Regions from separate parts of the Homo sapiens genome. Here region 2 is linked to region 1. Evidence: read pairs that join two places in POLR2A ChIA-PET (ENCODE). Cell type or tissue: HepG2. All regions are shown on one strand. Links, peaks and the distances in the headings refer to the core of each region. The heading gives the core; the rest is flanking DNA. Region 1 has its middle 6.8 kb from the start of IGFBP1. Region 2 has its middle 230 kb from the start of IGFBP3.

Region 1 (12,488 bases), core at 2,240-10,239:
GAGGCTTCAGTCAAAAAAAAAAAAAAAAAAAAGAACAAAATTAACACAGGCACATATGTACACACATATCCAAAAAGAGACACACAGAAATGGTAGCGTTTGTGACATCCAGATGGCAGGATGGTGGATAAACTTTAACATCACTTAATTGTTTCGCATTTTTTCTAAAAACAACACCTAATGAATAAGAGTGTTTGAAGGTAAAGCTCCCTTAGCACCGTCAATTCATTTTCCAGATGGGGAAACTGAGGGCAGCAGAAGGGAGAGGCTTGTGCAGAATACTGGAGTGAAGCAGCGGGGGCTGCTTGGTCCCGGTTCCCAGTTCCTGCTCAGGTCTCTCTTCCCTGCACTATGTGCCACCTGGGCGTGACTGAGGACAGAGTGGTTTGTTCTTAGACTGGAGTCTTGAATTACTTTTGAAAGCACAAAAGTCTAAGTTCCCTGTCATAAGACCTTAACAGTTCCAGGCAAGGATGAAACAGATGCACATGACAAGTATTTGTCAGAAGTACCACTTGGCCCCAGAATAGTGGCCTGCAGAGATGACCACGCCCTATTCCCCTGAACCTGTGAATCTGTTCTGTCACATGGGAAAAGAGACTTTGCTGATGGAATTAAGGGTCAGACCTTAAAACTGGGAGAGTATGCTGGGGAGTCAAGAGGACAGCAGAGTGTGTCCTGGTTAGAAGGGGTCAGAGGGCAGGAGAGAGGGGCAGACAGCATCAGAGAGCCATCAGGGTGAGGCCATGTTGAATCTTGTAGAGGACGAAGAAACCACAATGACTTTCCCAGAGGGCCCTCTTGAGCACAAGGAAGAAAACAGTAACTCAAATGACTACCATGACAACCCTCTTACCTGGTGAGGAACCCTGACCTCCTATAGTGTAATTATTTTCTATCACAAGGACTGATACAGAAAAATCTGATGTGGCAGGTGCTATTCCATTTGCCAATGGGAAAACTGAGGCACAGAGCTATCAGGCTACTTGCCCAAGATCACAGAGCTGCCAAGGACCTAGCCTGGACCCCATCTCATGTCCCAAAATACAGCACAAAGCTGGCCAGGCCACCCCCAGGGCTTTCTGACTTCCAGGTCCCCAGAGTTGCCTCCTCACTCTAGGGTTGCCCTGACCTCTTGACTTAAGGGTTGCCCCAACCTCCTGAATCTCAGGTCTCTGTGACCTCCTGGCACATAGGTACACTGGTTTGGGCAGTGTAAGGATATTTTGTTTGTGTCTGTGAATAATATAATTGGGAAATCAAAGTGTGTTTCCACACAGTGGTGTTAGCCTGGCACTGGGTGGCAGCCGTCAGGTGCTGTCATGGCCATCACTGGGCAGCAGCCAGGGGAGAAGCCATGCATGTGCCTGCAAGCTCCTGGGTCCAAGCCTAGAGCCTGACACATTCTTTTCACTGGGTCCCAGGAAAGCTCTGCAGCACAGAATCCCAAACCTCTCACTGCGCAGGACACACAGGCTCTGAATTCAGATGCGATCGAAGTCCAAGCTGCCAGTTTGGGTATGGCTGCTAGTCAGCCATGTTGAAACCCCATTAGGGTTACATACAGTGCTTGTGGAAGTGGTGGCAGGATGAGGTTCAGAGCCCAGCTCTTGTCATCTTGCTGACATGGGCCTTGGAGGGGACACATAGCCCTGGACGATGAGAGCCCCTCACTGGGTCTTGTGATAAGGTGTAGAAAATCCTCAAGACAGTGTGTGGCATGTGGTAAACTCAACAACTTTTAGCACCTTCTCTCTCTACATCTTCTACCCACATTGTTACAGTCATGATTTTCCACCTGCATTTCCCTTCTCTGCCCCCATTTCCATTTCCATTGAATATATTTTTGTGGAAACTCCACCACAACAGATAACATGTTGTTTTCTACACAACCAGTGTGCTCTAGGTTTCTTTTGACCCCAGGATGTAAATAAGTGGTCAGTACTCTTTGTAAAGCACCACAAGGCAGGGAAAACTATTGTGTTAGTCTGTTCTCACACTGTTATAAAGAAATACCTGAAACTGGGTAATTTTTAAGAAAAGAGGTTTCATCAGCTCACGTTTCTGAAAGCTGTACAGGATTCTGCTTCTGAGGTCATCTCAGGAAACTTACAATCACAGCAGAAGGCAAAGGGGAAGCAAGCACTACCTTCACATGGTGGAGCAGGAGAGAGAGAGGAAGAGGAGGTGCTATACACTTTCAAACAAGCAGTAGTAGGGGATGGTGCTAAACCATTAGAAACCACTCCCATGATCCAATCACCTCCCATCAGGACCCTCCTTCAGCATTGGGAATTACAATTCAACAGGAGATTTGGGTGGGGACACAGAGCCAAACCGTGTCATTCTGCTCCTGGCCCCTGTGAAATCTCATGCCCTTCTCACATTGCAAAATACAATCATTTCTTCTCAATAGTCCCCCAGAGTCTTAACTCATTACAGCATTAACTCAAAAGTCCAGGTCCAAAATCTCATCTGAGACAAAGAAAGTCCCTTTCACCTTGGGCCTGTAAAACCAAAATAAGTTAATTACTTCCAAGATACAATGGGGGTACAGGCATTGGAAAATGCCCCCATTTCAAAAGGGAGAAATTGGGACTTCAGGCCCCATGCAAGTCTGAAACCCAGCAGGGCAGTCATTAAATCTTAAAGCTCCAAAACAATCTCCTTTGACTTCACATCCAGGCCACAGTGATGCAAGGGGTGTTCTCCCAAGGCCTTGGCATCTCTTCCCCTGTGGGACTGCAGGGTTCAGCCCCATCAGCTTCTTTCAGAGGCTGGCATTGAGTGCCTGCAGCTTTTCCAGGTGCACAGTGCAAACTGTCAGTGGATCTATCATTCTGGAGTCTGGAGAATGGTGACCCTCTTCGCACAGCTCTACTGGGCAGTGCTCCAGTGGGCCCTCTGTGTGGGGTCTTCAGCCCCACATTTCACTTCCACACTGCCCTAATAAATGTTCTCCATGAAGGCTCTGCCCTTGTAGCAGACTTCTGCCTGGACATCCAGACATTTCCATACATCCTCTGAAATCTAGGCAGAGGCTCCTAAGCCTCAACTCTTGCCTCTGTGCACACACAGGCCCAACACCACGTGGAAGCCATCAAAACTTGGGGCTTACACCCTCTGAAGCAATGGCCTGAGCAGTACCTTGGCCACTTTTCACCATGGCTGGAGCTGGAGCAGCTGTAATACAGGGCACCATGTCCCAAGGCTGTATAGAGCAGCAGGGCCCTCAGCCTGGCCCACAAAGCCATTTGCCCCTCCTGGGCCTCTGGGCCTGTGTTGGGAGTGGCTGCCCCCCTAGGTCTCTGAAATGCCCTGGAGGCATTTTTCCCATTGTCTTGGCTATTAACGTTTGATTCACCTTTACTTATGCAAATTTCTGCAGCTTTGAATTCCTCCCTAGACAATGGGTTTTTATTTTCTACTACATGGCTAGGCTGCAAATTTTCCAAACTTTTTCACTCTGCTTCTCTTTTAAAAATAATTTCCAGCTTCAGATAATCTCTTTGCACATGCATATGAGCTGATGCTATTAGAAGCAGCCAGGTCATGTCTTGAATGCTTTGCTGCTTAGAAATTTCTTCCAGCAGATACCTTAAATCATCTCTCTCAAGTTCAAAGTTTAACAGATCCCTCGAGCAGGGGCAAAATGTTGCTAGTCTCTGCTAAAGCATAGCAAGATTGACCTTTACTCCAATTCCAAATAAGTTCCTCATCTCCATCTGAGAACTCCTGAGCCTGGACTTAATTGTCCATATCAGTATTAGCATTTTGGTCACAACTATCTGAAAAGTCTTTAGGAAGTTCTCAACTTTCCCTCATCTTCTGTTTTCTTCTGAGCCCTCCAAACTGTTCCAATCTCTGCCCCTTACCCAGTTCCAAAGTAGCTTCCACATTTTAAGGTATATTTATAGCAATGCCTCACTCCTGGCACCAATTTTCTGCATTAGTTCATTCTCATGCTGCTATAAAGAAATACCTGAAACTGGGTAATTTATAAAGAAAAGAGGTTTAATCTCTTCATGGTTCTGTGGGTTGAACAGGCTTCTGCTTCTGGCAAGACCTCAGGAAACTTACAATCATGGCAGAAGGCAAAGGAGAAGCAAGCACCATCTTCACGTGGCAGAGTGATGGGGAGGAGGTGCTATACACTTTCAAACAAGCAGCATTAGGGGGATGGTGTTAAACAATTAGGAACTGCCCTCATGATCCAATCACATCGCACCAGGCCCCTCCTCCAACAGTGGGAATTATAATTTGACATGAGATTTGGGTGGGGACACAGAGCCAAACCATATCAACTATAAACTTCATTAATAATCAACTAAGTGCAAAATAACCTAACACAGTATTGCTTTAAAATTACTGTATCTGGCTGGGCACAGTGGCTCATGCCTGTAAGTCCAACATTTTGGGAGGCTGAGGTAGGCAGATCACTTGAGGTCAGGAGTTTGAGACCAGCCTGGCCAACATGGTGAAACCCCATCTCTATTAAAAATACAAAAATTAGCCAGGCATGGTGGTGGGTGCCTGTAATCCCAGCTACTCGGGAGGCTGAGGCAGGAGAATCACTTGAATCTGGGGGATGGAGTTTGCAGTGAGTTGAGATTGCACCACTGCACTCCAGCCCGGGTGACAGAGTGAGACTCTGTCTTCACACACAAAAAAATAAAGTTACTGAATCTGCAAACATGATAACGTCAACATATAATACTGCTGATATTGAAGTGAAACTTATACTCTCATACATTGTTGTTGGCTGTTTAAATTGAGATGAAGAGGAGTTATTTTTTATTATTTTATTATTTTAAACTTGGAATTTTATCCTGAGAAAATATCATTAGGAAAGGAAAGGAAAGATTAAAATGATTGCAGCATTATTTGTAATGAAGAAAAGTTGGAAACAAACCACAGTCCAAGTCCCCCAAAAGTAACATGCTGTGGTTTTCATAAACACATGATCCTCATACGGTAACTCCAGTGATGGCACCCTGTGTGATATGCACACCATATGCGGGTGATGGCACCCCAGGTGATGGGCACACTGTATGCAGGTGATGGCCTGCCAGGTGATGGGCACACTGTATGCTGGTGATGGCACCCCAGGTGATGGGCACACTGTATGCAGGTGACAGCACCCCATGTGATGGGCACGTTATATGCAGGTGATGGTACCCCACGTGATGGGCACACTGTGACTTGGGGAATGAGACTCCCACTCTTTTTACCTCAGGGTCATTGCTGCCTGGCCATGTCGCAAAGTCCTGCAGAGCCAGGGTCACCTGTCCTTAGTGCTTGCCGCCGTGTTGTAATTGGCAGGCTTTGCTCCAACTCAGTGTGTGTAGCGAGTGCAGCAAGGGCCTGGGGACCTGAGGACAGTAATTTGACAGCTCCATCCTGGGGTGGGAGAGGTCCTGCTGCCCCTGTGGGGTGACCTATTATGGGCTGGGTGAGTGGCAGCCCTGGTGTTTGTGTTGGACTGATGGCCTCACAAGCACATTGAGGTTTCTTGCTGACAGAATCCCCATGGGGGTCATGGCATGAGTTCACGGGGCCAAACTGGTATGGGAATTTTCACCTCACCAAAGTGATGGACACTTCCCACCATCTAGTGAATTCAGGGTTAATCAAACAACACCACATCTAACGTAGTACAGTCGTGACTTTCCTGAAGCCCATGCATGGTCCGGGTAAGTGTCATCTTCTACCAAATCATCTTAGTTTTTATATGGGTGGCGAAGATTCTTGGGGGAATGAGATGCATGTGTCTCCTGGGAGTGAGCAACAGGGAGCTCTGGTGTCCTGGTGGCTCGTCCTCATTTCCCTCCACCACCCAGGCCCTCTCACCACCCAGCTGCAGCAATGATAGCTCTGCCTCTTTGTTTCTTCCCTCAAATGTGTCCATTACCCTAATCTCTCACTTCTTATGGAGTGGTTTTGTGCAAGTGCGGGCCCAGAAGTGCTTTGTGAACCCATGGCCTCAGACTTGAGCATGCAACAGATTCTCCTAGGCGGCTTGCCTAGTAACAGAGTGTGGGATGCGCCCCCAGAGGCCGGAGTCTGGGGTTGGTGTAGGGCCTGGGGATGGGCCTTTCTACTCATCTAGGTAGAAATGCCAATTAGTGAGTGACCGTGGTCTAACCCACCCCCCTTTACCAGAGGTGAGAAATTAGGAGGGGTCTGTCACCTGAGCAGCCTTGATGCGGGGAGAGCATAACAGAATGAAGACGAAGAGCACCTGCCCTATGTTTGGCACTTGATACCTGCCCTCTTTCACCCAACCCACTGCACCCTGAATGCAAATGCTTCGGGATGGCCTCGCTTCCATCGCCAACACTGAGATTCAGACCCTGGTCTTCTGACAGGGTCCCTTGGGCTTTGGCCTGGACACATCTGTGCTCCTCCTGTGTTTAGAAACTGGGTTTTGTTGACGTGACAAGAGCTAGGTGACTTTTCCACTTTGATTAGTGGGGAGTGTGGGCGAGAGCTATTTTTTCAAACTTTCCCATCAGTTTGCCAAGCAGTGTCCTTCATCAGCTTGGGAGATAAGGGCAGCACGTCGGGCCTTTGCACAGATTTACATCATCCCCTGTGTTGATCATGGAACATAAGCAAAACATCACTTTGTTTTTTTTCCCCGTGTTAAAAACAACTTCCTTTCTGAGGTGTCCCTGGATTGCAGCATTTCTTCCCTTTGAAAGTTTGACTTTGCCCTTGACTCTTGTATTGTTTTTCAGAGCATGGATTGCCCAATTTTCAGCTGCTGGTGAGTAAGCAGCACACTGCACGAAGGCAGGATTGGGAAGAGCAGATGATGGAAGCACCCGTGTGACTGCACCACCCCAGAGGTCCCAGCCTCTGCCGTTGGCAGGAACGAGCCACCGTGCTGCTCAGGATGACAATAGCTCCTGTTCATGCAGTGCTTTCTTGTACCAGGCAATCCATCATCCCCATCTTACAGGTGAAAAAACTGAGGCCAGGGGCTTTATGCAACATGCTAGGACATAGAAATCTAAGGCACAAAAACAAACGGTCTTGCTCCAGAGCTGTTCTGCTGTTGATACTTCCCAGCTTTCATGACCTCCCCTTCAAGGGCTAACACAATTGTCAGAGTTGAGTTGTTGAGTGCAACGGTCAACATTTGTTCTTGCGGTTCCCACAAGAAAAAGACAGATGTGTTCTGAAGTGCCATCAAATTGCTGGCAGAGGCCGTGTGTGGCCCTATTCATAGGCACCCCCTGGAGTGACACAATGGGACTGCTATGATTATGTGTCCCTCACCTTTTCTGAATCACTGATAGTGGTTTCCTTTTCTTTGCAGCACAGAGAATTTGCAATGCGGCAGGAGGTCTCCTGGTCCCCGGTTTAATACCCTTTTTTGCTCAGTTGATTGAATACAAATTCCATGTCTAGCACTGAAAGCTTTCCACACTTACCCCAAACAACTGTTCATCCCTGCCTCCCAAAATATGCTCCCAGTTGCCCCTGCACATACAGACATTTTTGGCCCTAGCCTACATAAAATGCCTGTATGGTATGGCAGGAAGGGTAAAGGCTTTGATTCGGGTGAAGAAGGGGCTTCATCTCCAGCTGGTGGTGATGAGACCTACTGGCAACTTTGGCATGTGTGGCTTGGCATGAGGTATGCCCAGTATAGTAAACGTTTATGAAACACTAGCTCCCCCACCCCTCCCTGCTCTTGGTGCTCTGATTCCAGGTGTCCTGTGAAATTGGATTCATAGTTCTTTATCAAATGGGCATGGGGCACCTATTGGTGCCTGTGTGGTGCTGGACAGAAGGACATCTATGTGCTTGTCCCCTGTTCACTAAACCAGGTGAGACACACACACACCCCAACACACACACACACACAGAAGTACGTAGATAGGCATTTATTTTAGCTCTTCAGCATGAGTATAACCCAATGTGAGATCAAGCATCAGGATTGCACAGGGGGGCACTGAAATCAGGCTGTGCAGAGGTGAGGACATTTATGGTGGGTCCCCAGGGATGGAGAAGGGGTCATAGGAGGAAGGAACAGTGCCATGAAGATATAACTGAGGCCAGAATGGTCCTCAACCTTTGGGTGGTCAAAGGCCCATTAGAGTCGATGACGACTCCCAAAGACCACACGGAAGCACACAGTTGTGCAGTTGGCTCCAGGGAGTCCGAGGGGCCTTGAGCTACGGCATGGACCTCGTCTATGGCTCTCTGACTTTTCTTATCTGTCTCTAACTCTTCCTCTCACCAGTTTTGGTCACTATGTGGGCCATCCCATCTGAAGCATCATTCCATACTCCCCTTCCTGATGTTCTTTTCTTTCTTTCATGCATTAATCACAAGCTGCAGTGCATTTGTTAAAGTATTTGTTTACTATTTTTCCCCCTCTACATCTTTGAGGGTGGGGCTCTGCCTCCTTCATGGCTGATCCTCAGCTTCTGGGTGTCTGGTTGGTGCTCAGAAGGGGTGCAGGAATGAGGGGTCCCCAGGCGCCGGCTCCCTCCCTGGTGATCTTCCAGAACCGATCTTTCTTTCTTTTTCTTTCTTTCTTTTCTTTTCTTTCTTTTTCTTTCTTTCTTTTTCTTTCTCTCTCTTTCTTCCTTCCTTCCTTCCTTCTCTCCATCTCTCTCCTTCCTCCCTTTCCTCCATTCTTTCTCCCTTTCTTTCTCTCCTCTCTCTCTTTCTCTTGAGACAGGGTCTCACTCTGCCACCGAGGCTGGAGTACAGTGGTGTGATCATAACTCACTGTAGCCTCAAACTCCTGGGCTTAAGTGACCCTCTCACCTCAGCCTCCTGAATAGCTAGACTACAGTCATACACCACCATGCCTGGCTAATTATTTTTATTTTCACAGAGACAGGGTCATGCTTTGTTACCCAGGCTGGTCTCAAATCCTTGGCCTCAAACGATTCTCCCACGTCAGCCTCTCAGTGTTGGAATTACAGGCGTGAGCCACTTTGCCTGACTCAGAACCTCCTTTCTAAGGATATCCACTCTCTTAGCCTGCTTATACCCCTGTGGTGGTGGCCTGCTGCCCTAATGAGGAGTCTAAACCCCTTTGCACAGCCTCCAGGCCTCTTTGTGCCTGGTCCCCTGCCTGCTCCCCTGCCACTCCCTGCCTGTTATTCCAGCTCCCAGCAGGAAGAACTACTGGCTCTTCCCTGAACACACTGCACTCTTCCCAGCTGTCTGCTGTCATCCCACCATCATCTCTATTCTCCCACATTGCACACCCCATCCCTTTGCTGCTTGGGGGAAGGCCACTTACCCTCCAAGACCAGCCATGGCCAGCAGCTTATGGAGACGTACCCAGACACAAATAGACCTGCTGTCTCTTCCCACCTCACTTATCCTAAGGGTCAGGTTGTAAGTAGCCCGCCCTTGACAGACCATCCTCCTGCTAGATGGGGGCAAGACTGTGGCTCAGTGTAGGGCATCCCATCACTCCTTTCCCCCACACCTAGCTCAGTACCTGCCCTACATTGGAAGGGTACCTCCCTTCCACTCCACTGCGGTCACTGTTGGGTGAGGGAAAGAATGCAGACAGAAGCTTGGGAGCTTGAGATGGAGAAGCTGGAAGGAAGAGCAATTCATTCTGAGGGGGCAGCCGCAGGAGGTGGGGGATATCAGGATAGAGTCCTGCAAGAAAGAGTTTCCGGGATGGATGGAAGAGACCATGGACTTGATAAGCATGATAGGGTGATGGAAGTTCAGGCACTGAGAACAGCAAGACCAGAGTCATGGGGTTAGGGTCAGGCCAACTGAGGCTGAGGTGCAGCAGGTCCGGAGACCTCTCTCCCAGGGCCCACCCTGCACTTCCCAGAGCTGAGAGATGCACCTCCTTTCATGTCTCCCCTGGGCACTTCCCCAGCCTCCCCAGTCAGCTGTGAGTCAGAGCACTGGGACCACCAAAGGCAGGCCAGGCTGTGACCCCTGCCAGGGGGCAGTGGGGCTTGGGGATTCATGAATGTTCCCAGAAATGGCTGTGTGAGCAGTCACATCATCGGCTGTAACTCCAACCTGCCAGGGCAGGGCCGCTCACTCCCACACAGGATGGACGGATGGACAGTCGGCCTACACAGGCCTGTAGGGAGGGGCTTGGCTCCATCTGTGTTGACAGAGGGTCAGGAGTAGGAGGAGAGCTCTCTCTTGATTTGGGGGCTGTTTGGTTTGCTGTTGCTATGAAGCAAGCAAGGAAAACATTTGGGAAATCGATCCTTGAGGGGAGGAATTTTCACTACATGCAGGACAAGTGAGACCTCAGGGAGGATGGGTGGGACGAATGCTGAGCAAGTGCACAACTATCCAGGGCGGAGTACACTGCCTGGCACACAGCAGGTGGCCTCTAGATATTTACCAAAGAATTGCCTCTTTCATGTGTTTCATTAAGAAAACATTTCAGCTGTGGGCACTGATTGCAAGCTGAGGAAGTCAGAGAGAAAATACAGAGCACACATTCTTCTTCTGGAAATCAAATTGCTTAGGCATCTACCCTAAAAATAATGTCAAAAAATTCAAAACCGTTGGTCAGTTCCTTTACCAAACACCAAACTCTGCTCTGTAAAGAAATAATGACAAACAATCATAAACTTCCAACTGCAGTGACCTCACTGCCTTATTTTGATTTTTGCAGGAGACGCTGGGGCCATTACTCTTTGGAGACTTTAGAGGTAGAACAAAAGCCAGCTTGGCAAATCCAAGTCACTTCCCGAAGGCCACAGAAACAGGAAAGTGGTGAGAAAAGGAGGTCGTCAGTTAATTTCAACTTGGTTATTTTTTTATTTTTATTTTTTGAGTCAGAGTCTCGCTCTTGTCTCCCAGGCTGGAGTGCAATGGCATGATCTTGGCTCACTGCAACCTCTGCCTCCTGGGTTCAAGCGATTCTCCTGCCTCAGCCTCCTGAGTAGCTGGGATTGCAGGTGACTGACACCATGCCTGGATAATTTTTGTATTTTTAGTAGAGATGGGGTTTTGCCATGTTGGTCAGTCTGGTCTCGAATTCCTGATCTCTGGTGATCCGCCCACCTTGGCCTCCCAAAGTGTTGGGATTACAGGCATGAGCCACTGAGCCTGGCCCCTTGGTTATTCTTTAGATTGATAATGTAACAGACAGTGTAAATACATCTACAAATTCAGAAGGTTAAGAAAGGGTATGCAAGGAAAACCGGTCTGTCCCTCAGTCACATTTTTCACCACCACCCACAAGAAGGCATTGCTATCAATTTATGTATTCCTCCCAAAACATTCAATAAATGTAGAATCAGTTGCATACATTCATCTTGCTTTTATTGTACACAAACAGTACCACACTCTGTACTTTCTCATTTGTACTTAGCTAGGAGATTTTACTTCAGTTGAATCACTTTACTTTTAGAGATTTTTCTCTATAAGAAAATCAGAGTTGCTCTTTCTTGTTGATAGCTGTCTATCTTCCAGTGGAAGGATGCCCCAGGATTTATGTATCCAGCACCTAGAGATGGGCATTTAGGTTACTTGCAGTATGGCTTCCAGATAGGGATTGGTTCGCGTATTTTTTCACATAAGTTTAAAATGATCTCTCACGTCTGTCTCATCATCTGTAGGATAAACAGCTGAGGGTGGCATTGTTAGCACAGACCATTCTACCTCCAGCTTCAGAATTTCAGGGTAGTTATTATTTTCACCTGCCCTTACACCTTCCCTGAAGGGAGCAGCAGGGATCATTTCCTTGAATGTAAGAATGACTGTCACTTGAGGTGATTCAGCAATGCTCTACTGTTTTAGAGTGTTTTAGCCAGATTACAGAGAAAGGCATTTACTTAGGGCTTGCTTACAGTAAACAGGACTGTATGGGCATCAGAAATGTGAATTCTTGTTCAGGATCCACCGTTATAGCCTCTGTGACTTTGACCTGGCAATAGCCTTCCTTCTCTGGCCTCAGTGTTCTCCTCTATAAAGCAAGGGGCTGGACAAGCCATCTCCAGTTTCCCAGTTTGGCAACACCACTCCTAAAGGATCTGAAGGGACAACAGGAGGCCCAGGCCTGGAGGTAGGGTAGCCCTGAGCCTGTGCCTAGAATGGGAGGCAAAGATGGTGGCAGGTGGGTGGGAAAATGTGGGGTTTGGGGGTCACAGGAGAGACCAAGGGGCAGGCCTGGAGCATGGCACGCTCCCTGATCACAGCTCTCCACTGGAAGGCCATGGAGGGAGTGATGGGGAGAGCCTGCAACTCCTGGAGATAAGCCTGATTCTGACTTTCTTTGAAGGATTTTTTTCTTTCGACTTCTTTCCTGTGAAAGAGAATATCCGAGAAATGAGAATTTTAACTAAAGAGAAAACCTTTGCATTTGCTACTGATAAATATCTGGCCTATGCGGGAAAGTCATGGGTGCCCTGGGATTCTGGCTCCACTGCTAACAAGACCTTGTTAGACCTTCTTAACTGCCCCTCCAGAGAGGAGAAAGGCTCTTGGAGGTAGAGTGAGATTGGGGAGCTTGGCAGAGCCCT
Region 2 (12,488 bases), core at 2,714-10,713, 270 kb after region 1:
GTAAGGATATCCAGATATAGAAAAGTATACCAAATAGTACAGAATAAACATCCAAATATTTATATCAACTGGAATTTTCTCTGTGACATTGGATAAGTAGCTGAATTTTACTGAATTTTTTCATAGTTAAAATAGGAACAGCACTCTTGCCAGGAGGATCAAATGCGTAGATAGACATAAAAATGCTTCTTCACTTCTCTTCCCTCTGAATCTCCATTTCTCTTTCTATTTACTTGTTTTTAAATAGACTATTTTAGAATAATTTTATTTTATAGAAAAATTTATTTCTTTATAACAATCATGTTATAATTTATATTAATTTAATTTATATAATTTTTATTTATAAAGATAAATTTTATGATTTCTAATTTTAATTTATAATTTAAAAAATTTTCCATAAGTTACTGGGGTACAGGTGGTATTTGGTTATATGAGTAAGTTATTTAGTGGTGACTTGTGAGATTTTGGTGCACCCATCATGTGAGCAGTATACACTGCACCATATTTGTAGTCTTTTATTCCTCACTCCCCTCCTACTCTTCCCCCCCAAATTCCCAAAGTCCATTGTATTATTTTTATGCCTTTGTGTCCTCATAGCTTAGCTCCCATATATCAGTGAGAACATACAATGTTTGGTTTTCCATTCCTGAGTTACTTCATGTAGAATAATAGTCTCCAATCTCATCCAGGTCACTGCAAATGCTGTTAATTCATTCTTTTTATGGCTGCATAGTATTCCATTGTGTATATACACACACACACATATATATATATATCACAGTTTCTTTATCCACTCATTGATTGATGGGCATTTGGTTCATTCTATTTTATAGAAAAATTGCAAAGATAGTGCAGAGAGTTCCCATATACCTGTTTAACACCTTATATTAGTATGGTACATTTTTCACAATTAATGAATCAACGTTGCAACACTATTATTAACTAAAGTCCATACTTTATTCAGATTTCCTTAATTTTTACCTTATGTTCTTTTTCTGATCCAGGATCCCACTGTGGATATTGCATGGCATTTAGTCGTTATGTCTCCTCCAGCTCCTCTTGGCTGTGACAGTTTCTCAGAATTTTGTTGCTTTTGATGATCTTGACAGTTTGAGGAGGACTGGTTAGGTGTTTTGTATAATGTCCCCTAACTGTTATTTGTCTAATGTCTTTCTCATCAACAGACTGGGGTTATAGGTTCTTGGGAGGAAGGCCACAGAGATAGAGGGCCATTTTCATCACATCCTGTCAAGGGTAAGCACTGTCAGCATGACTTCGCCCTGTTAATGTTGACCCTGATCTCTGGCTGAGGTTATGTTGGTGATATTTCTCTACTGTCAAGTTACTTGTTTTCTTTTCATACTGTACTCTTTGGATGGAAGACACTATCAACAATCAACACTTAAGGGGTGAAGAGTTTACTCCATCTTCTAGAGGCCAGAGTTTCTACATAAATTATTCGGAATGCTCCCGCCTAGGACATTTTTCTCTTCACCCCCATTTATTTATTTATTCAATGTTTTATTTTGATCAGTATGGACTCATGTTTATTTATTTCATATTTTGAATTATCATCCAATGTTACTTTTTGTTTTTCAAATTGTTTCAGTTTTGGCCATTGAGACCTTTTCCAGTTGGTTTCTGTGTTCCTTTGACATGCCCCCAACATGTTTGTTTTGGGTTTTATTTTCAGCACTTGCTCGCTTTTTGGCACAGTAAGATACTTCGGGATCATCTCGTATACTTCCTGTTCCAGTCCTAGAATCAGCAATTTTTCTGAGAACCCCTGGCTCCTTTCATGAGAGAATGATGTTAGACACCAAGATCTGGGTGCCTGTGCTTGCTGGTGCTGGGGTATAGTTGCTTGCAGGCACTTTGACCTGACAGAGCAAGAAAATACATATGCATACCAACCTGCATGTGTACACATTTCTGTGTGTGCCTATCTCTACATCAAGATAAACATGAGTTCACAGTGATGTTTCCAAGACTAATCCACTACCATATGGGTCATTAGAGCCTCCTCTCTTGCTTGTTGCCTCTCCCACAGTGAGAAACCTGGCTCTTACCACCTGCCATTCATTTACTTAATTGTTCAGTTGTAGTGTACATGTATAGTGTTTTCAGAATCATTTTTTTTGCTTACTCTATAAGCTAACCATTACCTTCTGCCTCAGCTCAGTGCTTTTGTGCTTGTGCCTTACATTCCCTACTGTAAATCCACAAAGACAAGATTTGTATATATTTGATTCTCCTTTATTTCCATTGTAGAAGAAGGAATTTATTTGTCTCATGATTTTTTAAAGAAATATTTTAGATTCCTTAAAATAGGGCCATTTTAGGAGAAGGAATTCTATGCATGTGTGGGGACAGGTGGGTGCAACTTGGAAGTTCTGTTAACAAGAAAAGCTTGTGATGATGGGTGTGAAAATGAGTGGGAGGTGGCTGTGGTGAACAAGATGTCTCCAGACTAAAGAATTACAGGAAATTATCCAGGTGGATTCAATCTATAGTATGTGTCATTGCCACATGGAATATGGGATGACCAGATTCTAACTCAATGGTTCTAAGTCATGTTGATATCTAACACAAAGAGCAGTGACTTTTTTCTGGGCTCATGAGATAGAGGAGTCTAAAAAGCAGAGAAATGAAGAAATCACTGGGGTGAGGAAAAGGCATTTAAAAGAATTATGGGCCTTTTGGCAGAAACCAATTTTCAAGAGTTTGAGTGTAGATTGATATTTTTCCCTTCTACTTTTTCTGTATCTTCTAAATGTTCCCAAACAACAACATGTCATCTTTATAATGTAAGAAAAACATTTATTTTAAAAATATTTTGCTCAGCTGTATCACTCTGTTGCTAAAGGATATGGCTTAATTTCCATTCTTTAGCAACAGTGGCTATTGGGAAGACAAAAAAAGTGCTTAAACATTCTTCTGTAACTCCATGTTGCAATTGTAGAGAAGCTGCACTTTTTCTATCAATTTTAATATCATATGGCAAAAAGAAAAAAAGGAAAAGAGAAGTTGTATTACTTTTGAGTGTTCTACACACCAATATAAAGGAAGAGCTCAATGAAGCCTTAGCTATGTAACACCATGATGCAGAACCTTAGCTCCCTAAACCTGACTCATTCTTATGTTGTTGATATAGTGATTGAGGCTGGGGAGCCATCCTACAGTGGCAGTGTGTTCAAACATAAGATTCTGTTATTATTATTATTATCATCATTTCAAAGAGCATGTTATTTGCTAGGTGTGAGACTTGAGAGTATAAGAAATGGAAAATGAGAGGCTCCAGTTTTTGGTACCTTTGCTATAGCAATATTTGACTTACATATCGTGAAACCAAGCACACAAGTCATACACAGTCATGCATCTCTTAACAACTGAGGTGCATTCTGGGAAATGTGTCATTAAGCCATTTTGTTATTGTGCAAACATGACAGGGTATACTTATACAAACCTAGATGGTAGAGCCTACTACACACCTGGGCTATATGGTATAGCCTATTGCTCTTAGGCCACGAACCTGTACAGCATATGACTATACTGAATATTGTAGGCAGTTGTAACACGATGGGAAGCATTTGTTTATCTAAACATAGAAAGAGTACAGTAAAAATTCAGTATTATCATCTTCTGGGGCCACTATAATATAGTCCATAATTGACTAAAATGTTGTTATGCAGTACATGACTATTTATATGTAAGTTGAATAAAAGAGTGGTATAGAAGTAGGAGCACTGGCCAGTGTGGCTGGAAGCTGCCCACCAGTCTCCATGTAAACAACTCAAAGGAATCTGTCCAAGCTGGACTTGTCAACAATGTTACTGAGGATTCCAGCATGACTGTAAATGCTCTGCTTTTAACTGTTCAGTTGGATGAAACTTGACAAATATTACAGTGGTGAAACTGTGACAAAAATTAAGACATAGAGCATTCCCATCACCTCAGAAATTTCCCCTTTACTGTCCATCACCCAACTTGTCCCAGCCCCAGAAAGCTGCTGATTGCATTCAGTGACTACACATTCACTTCGATGTTTTAGATTTCCTAACAAAAAATTATACTGTATGGAGTTTTTTATGTCTGGCTTCTGTCAAAAAACAACACTCCATGAATATTTTCAAGTTTTTGCATGATCTGGGCTTTTAAGCAAAAAGTCCTGGCCACCTGGGCTGAAGGATGATTGATGGTAACCATGTCTGGGAAGTTAGAGATGGGGAGTTATTCCAGAAACACTATGGTTCATCTGCTCTGCAGCCATTAGCTTACATTCCAAAGGGCAATGGACCTGAAGGCTTCTCCTTCCCACCTGAGAGGATCTGTTTATGTCAAAAAAAAAAAAAAACAAAAAAACCAGGTTTCTCTCTTTCCTCCAGAGGGGGAGCCAGGCAGCTGTACCAGCCACCCACATAAGCTGCAAGATTTATGATTTGGAGCTCCTTCTTGTGGCACAAACCAAATCACATGTGTAGGTGCCCACTGCTCTTCTTGCATCGTCCCATGGGGAGGGGCTGCATGGGGAACTGACACAAGATGCTCTGTGAATCATCAGGTCTGTCTTGGATCCAGAACAACATGCTTCCTGTCAGAACCAACCAACCAACCAACCAACCAACGACCCAACCAATGCATACATGTAGAAAAGACTTCACGGCTTCTTTCCCTCAGCCTTGTTTTAGAGACCCACCCACATTCATGTGTGTATCAGTAGTGGCTTTCGTTTTATTGCTGAGTAATATTGAATTGTGTAGACACACACAAAAAAATGTCAACGGTAGACCACCATAAAAATTTTCTAGGAAAGTTCAAAACTTATTTTTAATACACACACTCACACGCACACACACACATGCCCATACACACAAACACACACATTATGGTGGTCTACCATTGACATTTTTGACAATACTTTCATTTTAATGCCAGTAGACATACTCCTCTTGCAAATCCCACTGGCTCTAAGAAAAGCATATTCAGCTTGCATGCATGTGACCCTAAAAGTCAGGTGAAAATCTAAAAGGAAAAGCAGGTACTCCTGTGTATTTGCCTGTGTTAGGGGGAAGAAAAACTTGGAGACTTTAGCAAAAAACAAACAAACAAACAAAACAGAACAAAACAAAAAATCCTTCTAAGGATACATTGTCATTTCTCCTAAACATTCGGGCCATTATCAGCAGGCTGTGGTGTTAAGTCTTGTTTTTTCCTTTCTCACTTCCATTTTTAGCCCACAGAACTAAATCTAACTCATTTTAGGTAGTGCAATGTGAGACACATCATTTGATGCTTCTGACACTGAGGTCCCACAGCTGTGAAGGAGTGTCATGTTCCCTGGTCCACCCACCATTTAGGGCATCAAATCCTGGGGCTCTCTACACAAACAGATCTTGTAGATCTACATGTTTCTGACAACTATGTTGCAGCAGATAGCAACTACTTGCTGGAGGAAGGGTGGCTTTTCTAATGCATTGTAAAGGCAGTTTGGGCTGGTTGTGGAACAGAAAGTGCTGTGTGGACTGGATGACTGTTCTAGCCACACACTGTGGAGGGTGAGGTGCCCGCTCCTTCCACAGTGTCACAAGTTGATGTCGAGCCTGCAGAGCAGAAGCTGTGAAGCACCTGCCTCTCCTGAGGGCAGCCTGGAGGCATCACCTGCTGAGTTGTCTCTACCAAGCTGAAACACACACAGAAACCTCCTTTAGCAATTCTCCACGTGGACCAGTCACTGGAATTGCAGTGCCCTGGGCAAGAGATTAGTGAGATTTCACCAGCTAAGCAGGGCTGGGCTTTAGTAATGCTTGTTAGGGGATTTCCAAATGGTGTGGGGAGAGAATGTGTAATGCCTTCCCCACCTTTTGGGTGATATCACCTTTGAGTAAAACATAGTAAACAAAGTAAAAAATCCTGAGGGCAAGCCAACGAGGATTCTGGGGAAGGAATTTCTACTAAGCAGGGTAGTGCTTTCTCCATGGCCCTGAATCACCTGGCAGGGACTCAGCCTTGGAGGTTTCTTACACCACAAGATCATCTGTCTCAAACGTAGCCAGGGGGAAGTTAAGGGCAAAAGCTGATGTCAGAGACCCCTAGAGGCCCCTAGAGTAGTGGCTCCCAGTTGCTAGATGACAGCATTGTGCACTGTTCCTCAGGACACTCTACTTTGTTTAGTTTGTATAAACCAGTGACCTTTGCTTCTGCTTAGGCCACATGTTTCTGGGTAACTTTGCCACCCATGTACATCGTACAAAGTTCAAAAGTTGGGGCATTTCTCTGCCTCCTCCTGTTGCCTCATCAGGGATAACTCTGAGTTATCATTAAAACATAATGGATACATTTTAAACAAATTTTAAAATGAGATTTTTGTATTATCCTATTTTTATTAAAATATCGTTTGCAAATCTAATTCTCATTTTCCTGATTGTATTTTTTTTTTCCATTTCCAAGCCAAAAAGGATTACAAGAATTTTAACTTTGGCTTCTTAAAAAGAGCTAACTTGTTCTGGAGCACTATTTGCCTTTTTGCTCCTCAGGTCGAGACCACTCATCTCAGGCACGCAGAGGCTGTCTGTGACTATCCCAATTAAACAACTTGCAAGATCCTTCAAGCCAGAATTCAGGGTCGGCTCCAAGTGAGGGACACTTCACTGTTCTCTTCCACAACCAGACTATCATCTCTGCCCTAAGAGGAGCTGACAAGTCCACCTAGCAGACTAAAGAGTTGTGTACCAGGAGTCTCAAAGCTGTCTTCTGATGACCCACAGCTACCTTTCTGGGGGTCCTGGGGAGGTCACTTTCCTCATCTAGGTCTTAATCCCTTTTTATGAGATTGAGAGTTCTGAATGAGAACTACAAAGAACTGTTTAATTCTTGCCATCCAATGGCTAGAGGAGCATTTGGCGTGTGCCAGATATTCCCCGCTGGCCCCAGGGACCTCCTCTGCACCCCTTTCTGCCCTACTGTGCTCCCTAACAGGCGGACCTCTACCAGTGTTATTTCTGGGTCCCCTGCCCTCCAGCCCCTGGTTGGGGGTGGCCAGTAAGATTCACTAGGTATTAAACCCAAGAGACAGATATTTCTTCACTGTTAGCAAAGTCAGTCAGGCACCAGGAGAATGTCTCTGTGGGTGTCACTTAAGGGACTTTGGACACCTATGCTTAGGCTTGTTCAAATAAATGACATGTGAGTACTTTGCAGTTTGATAGTTCTATGAATCATGAATACAGTGCAATGAAAACGTCAACCTATAATGTTACCAGGGATTAATTGCTATGGATTATCATTCTTCTCTGCCTTGCTTTCTGCAAACATAACATTATTCCTTAAAAAACATATACACTTATGTGCACAAACACATGCACACATGATGTTTTTAGACTAATTAACATAATTAAAATTTTCTGAAATAGTTAAGTGGAATAGACTTTTTTCCAAAAATGACAGTTTCTTCTCCAGTGAAGAAGAAAAGACACCTCATAATTTAAACATTTCATTTGAAAATATATTCTCAGAAATGTATAATGTAGATATTGCTTTAAAACAAGCTCATCTTATGAATATTTCTCCAATTTGTCTGTAAGTTTGCCAATTTTTTTCTCCTTGGGTCAGGGTGCAGATATGTAGTGTGTATCAATTAGCATGATATATCTGCAATGTTTATATTAAAAATTACGAAAAACATGCTTCTCGAAACATGTAACTAGATACCAGTTAAGGGAGTCTCTGGTAGCCATGAAAATTGCACTCAGGGGACCCATAAGGTTAGCATTACATTGGAACAGATGATTGCCTAAGATTTGTAGCTGTGGGGACAAAGCTTTTGTCAGATCATTAAATCATATAACATCATAACCCCTTCTGCAGGAAGTCTGGGAGCCAAAATGGGATTGCTGAAATTTATGAGCAGAAGCACATGCAGTTTACTAGATAACTTGAAATAGGTAGAGCAAAATTGGAACCTCCCGACTCACTGAACTTGCTCTCCCCAGGCAGCTGTTGCAAATGGCCATGGTTTCCATGAAGAGTGCACAGATGGCTCCGTCCTCACAACTTCCTTAGAAAGATGGAAAATGGAACTTGTCTTGATGACAGTGTCTGCTAGGTTCATCAACTTCTGAAATGTGGTGACAGAGCATAGACTATAACTCATGGGTAAAAGGACATTGCTTAGAAGCAAATAGTAATATTTGTCAGGGAAGATCTTGAAGAGTTCACTTATTAAAACATTGAGTTGACATCTCTTATTTTGATCAAAATAAATGAAAATGGGGTCAGCATTGTAGTGTATTCTACCTTTAATTAGCTAATTAATTTTTGAGACAGGTTTGAGACCTACTCACTAGAAAGATACATGCATAGAATTTCACATACCCAAAGGAAATGAAATCAGTATTTCAAAGAGATAGCTACATGCCTGTGTTCATTGCAGCACTATTCACAGTAGCCAAGATATGGAAGCAACCTAAATGTCCATCACTGAGTGAATGGATAAAGAAAATGTGGTTTATAGACACAATGGAATACCATTCAGTTTTAAAAAAAGCAGGAAATCCCGTCATTTGTGACAACCTGGATAAATCTGGAGAACATTATGCCAAGTGAAATAAGCCAGATACAGAAAGACAAATACTATATGATCTCACTGATATGTGGAATCTTAAAAAGTTGTAATCACAGAAGCCGAGAGTAGAATGCTGGTTGCCAAGGGCTGGGGGCAGTGGGGAGGAGTGGGAAGGGGTGGGGCAGATGTTGATCAAAGGAAATACAATTTCAATTAGATGGAAATAAGTTCAGGAGATTTATTATACAGCATGGTGACTACAGTTAATAACAATATGTTGTATATTTAAAAAATGCTAAGAGGGTGGATTTTAAATGCTCTCACCACAAGAGTAGGTAGTATGTGAGGTGATGGATGTGCTCAGTTGCTTCATTTAATCATTCTGCAGTGTGTACGCATATCAAGACATCATGCTAGACATCATAAATATATGTAATGATTATTTGTCTACTAAAAATACTTTAAACAAAACTTTTGGGGGTTCACAGATCTGTTCATGTTTCTACCCCCAATTATGACACTTCCTCAGAGATTCCTCTGCTGTGATGAATGACGCCAAGCATGTGTTCCCAATCATGATTGCCTAAGAACGGCTTTCCACCTCTGGAGAGCCTTACGCTCTGCTGTTTTGGACTTTTCCCTTAGCATTGTTGAGGATTAGAGTAAAATAGAAATTAGTATAACCAAATATGGCATCGATTTGTTTACTGCTTTGTCTTAAGTGGGGTGCAAAGCTGTATATTTTATATCTTTTCTCAAATGATTCCTGAAAGTCCTAACATGCATCTGGGCTTTCTGAACTGTCTCCCCATTTTTTCCCCTATTAATTTGAACTTTACTCCTTTTCTTTACAAAATATTAAGGTTCTTCTTCATTTGGAATCCCACAAATCACAGTTTCCACTTGAAGGAATCTGATGTTGTCTCGGCTATGACTTGGAGCACTTGCTTGTGAGATTAAGCCTTATTGTACTGTTTTATTATATTTTATTATAAAAGGACTCACGCATCCCCCTAGGGAACCATGTCATCCCTGCTGTGCTGACCTCTGTCCCGCCCCAGTGCAAGCATCCCTGCCTCTGGGCTTTTGCACCTGTCCCTCCGCCTAAGGCTGTTCCTAGAATGTTTGCAAGGTGAGTTGTTGGCTCCTTCTCACATTCATATTTCAGCCCAAATGCCATCTCCTTAAGGGACATTTCTTTTCCCTTGATCTAAAGGAGCCTTGATGGACCACCTGAGATGGCTGCTTTCTTCATTCCAATCATAATAGTCCTGCAGTTTCTTGTTTATTTGTTACTCATTCCCCTACCCTGCCAAACAAAAGGCTTTGTGAAGAAGCCCCTGGTCTGTTACTGTGAAGGCCCCATCCCAGCACCTGACACCTAGCCGACCCTTGAGAAATGCTTTCCTGCCTCAGAAACTGACCTGAGAATATTTTGAAGTTACTAATGAGACCTCTATGTATATTTTAATGTGCAAAACTTGCATACTTACCCTTGCAGAAATGTAGAATGCTAGCTTATTGAGAAAACAAATGAAACACTTCACTCATGATAAATTCAACTGTGCAAAGTGCATATGCAGTGACAAATATTTCATAAATTATGAGCGTGGCAACAAAGATGGAGCAGGCTTAATTTTGATGTGGATTGACAGTTGAGAAGACCAGTAATTACTTAGATTGGTTTTTTTCTGCCTCTTTCTCCTGACTGATATATTTCTTATAAATTATAAGAGAAAGGTAATTTTTAAAAATAATAATTATATTGCTTACAGAATTTTCCTCCAAATGGTCATATAAAAATCTCCCTTGGCTGGGTGTGGTGGCTCACACCTATAATCCCAGCACTTTTGGAGGCCGAAGTAGGTGGATCACCTGAGGTCAGGAGATCGAGACCAGCCTGGCCAACGTGGTGAAATCTCATCTCTACTAAAAATACAAAAATTAGCTGGGCGTGGTTGCAGGTGCCTGTAATACCAGCTACTCAGGAGGCTGATGCTGGAGAATCGCTTGAACCCAGGAGGCGGAGGTTGCAGTGAGCTGAGATAGTGCCATTGCACTCCAGCGTGGGAGACAAGAGTGAAACTGTCTCAAAAAAAAAAAAAAAAAAACACTCCCCTAAGCTGCAGGCCAATATAGAGGTGGAGGTGCTTGGGGACCAAGCAATGATGAATTTGAGTCCATAAATATGCAGGGGAAGTCAGTGATGCTTTCTCCTCTAAGACAGATTCATGGTAGTAAAACTCTCAAGGTTAGGATGAACCGCCCACCTGAATCCAAATTCCACATTCCTCACATTGCACAACTCAATTTGAACCCTCTAAAACTCATTTTCATTATCTACAACATGTGCTTATATTCTTTTTCTCACAAGATGTTTGTTAATAGCAAATAGTAAGATGCATGGGAAAGTTCAGCATGAAGGTTAATTACTTTATTGTCCCATGGATATAACAGTGCTATGAATATAGTAGATACTTAATGAAGAGTTGTTTATTATTGCCTTTATCTCTTTCAATGGATATTCTGAAGCATTTTCTAATACTTGAATCAAACATTGGAGAAACTGGTATCAAGTTTTGAGGGGCAATAATAAAGGAGAGATTCCCTGAGTAGGATGCAGGTCTAAGTGCTTTGGGTCTAAGGGCCAATTTTAAGCCCTATGGTGAAGCTGCCCTTCCTACGTGCCCCATTGGGAACAAAAGTGGGGCAGGCTGAGGTTTCCTCATTTGTGTCTTACAGGATCCCATGGGGATAGGTTTTGGTCACAGCCAAAGGTCCTGCTTTGCCCACAGCCTATTAATTTAAATGTTAATCTCATCCAAAACACTCTCACTGACACACCCAGAATAATGTCTAATCCCATATCTGGGCTCTGTGGCCCAGCACATTTGACACATGCAGTTAACTATCACATTGAGCTTCTGGGGAACTCTTCTGTTTAGGCGATATTTTTCCGATACAATTGCTTCCTCTCCCAGTTCACTCCTTGACTCTCCGCCAGTGTCATTGGAGAACGGTGCACCAGCAAGAGGAACAGCAGTCACTCTGTTCCTCAGTGGACATGGGAGCAGTGCTGTCATTGCTCTTCAATGGCTGTTAGCACGTGCTGGTTCTCTTCTCCAAAGCATGCCACACTGCAAGGGTTCTGCTCAAATAACCATCGTGACTGCCAGCTGGGGCCTGGGACTCCAAGATTCTCCATTTACAGACAGGGAAAGTCACAGGGGAGTCAGGATGGCACAGGGATAGAAGCCAAATCTCTCATTGCTGGTCCACAGTTACTTCCTCTGCATCGGCCTTGACTTGGCATGAAATCACTGATGAGACTTCCACGACATGGATGAGGACTCCACTCCTTAGATTTGTCTGATGCAATAGAGAAGAACTAAATTCACCAAGTGTCAGCACTCCATTATCAATACAATTTGAAAAATTAATTCCAAAATCTGTACTATCCCTTTGTGTTCACTTTATGTGCTTGATACCTGAGGAAATACATCATTGACTAAAAAAAAAAAGGTTCTGCCCCCTCTCACTCCTTAAGAACAAGGTCTAGGTTGGTTGCAAAGAGTGAAGAAAGAACAAATACAGATACAAAGACAAACTAAAATTTAGTTACAGTTTAGATAACTAAAATCCTGTCTAGAAGTCTTGAGGAAGAGGGTCCCTGGGCCCATAGTTTGAATCAATGCAGTGATAGAATGTATTGGCCATTTAATCTGCAAACAGGAGTGAAGGATTAGTGTAATCAGGGTAATAGATCGATTTCAGTCTTTTCCTTCTTTAATTAACATCTGGTTATCTGTGAACAATAGCCACATAGTGCAAAGTACTTACTCTGCTTCTTCAAATTTGCCTCCTTTGCTGTCTGAAAATGGATTGATGTGACTAACATTCAGTTACTATGTGGTGTGCTGAAATAGTC

The links. ChIA-PET counts read pairs that join two places held together with the same protein. Peaks named below come from ENCODE experiments on the same cell type or tissue, not always from the same donor. Only the 100,000 strongest peaks of a DNase experiment are listed, where the experiment ranks them.
Region 2: POLR2A ChIA-PET joins it to region 1 with 11 read pairs; 2 of 35 experiments call an interaction of 5 or more read pairs at or near these places.

What each region holds. Positions count from the first base shown.
Region 1 is chr7:45,875,428-45,887,915 of GRCh38, forward strand. It overlaps a transcript of CCDC201 not described here. Among named protein-coding and RNA genes, the nearest start is that of IGFBP1, 6.8 kb to the right of the region's middle. RefSeq lists an enhancer at 3,123-3,641 and a silencer at 10,690-10,907. In HepG2, for the core only: a CTCF peak has its summit at 7,244; DNase peaks (open chromatin) are centred at 6,714, 7,144 and 10,194.
Region 2 is chr7:46,148,468-46,160,955 of GRCh38, forward strand. No RefSeq gene overlaps it. Among named protein-coding and RNA genes, the nearest start is that of IGFBP3, 230 kb to the left of the region's middle. RefSeq lists enhancers at 5,807-5,876, 6,024-6,318. In HepG2, for the core only: CTCF peaks have their summits at 4,406 (motif pointing left) and 6,102 (motif pointing left); DNase peaks (open chromatin) are centred at 6,174 and 7,144.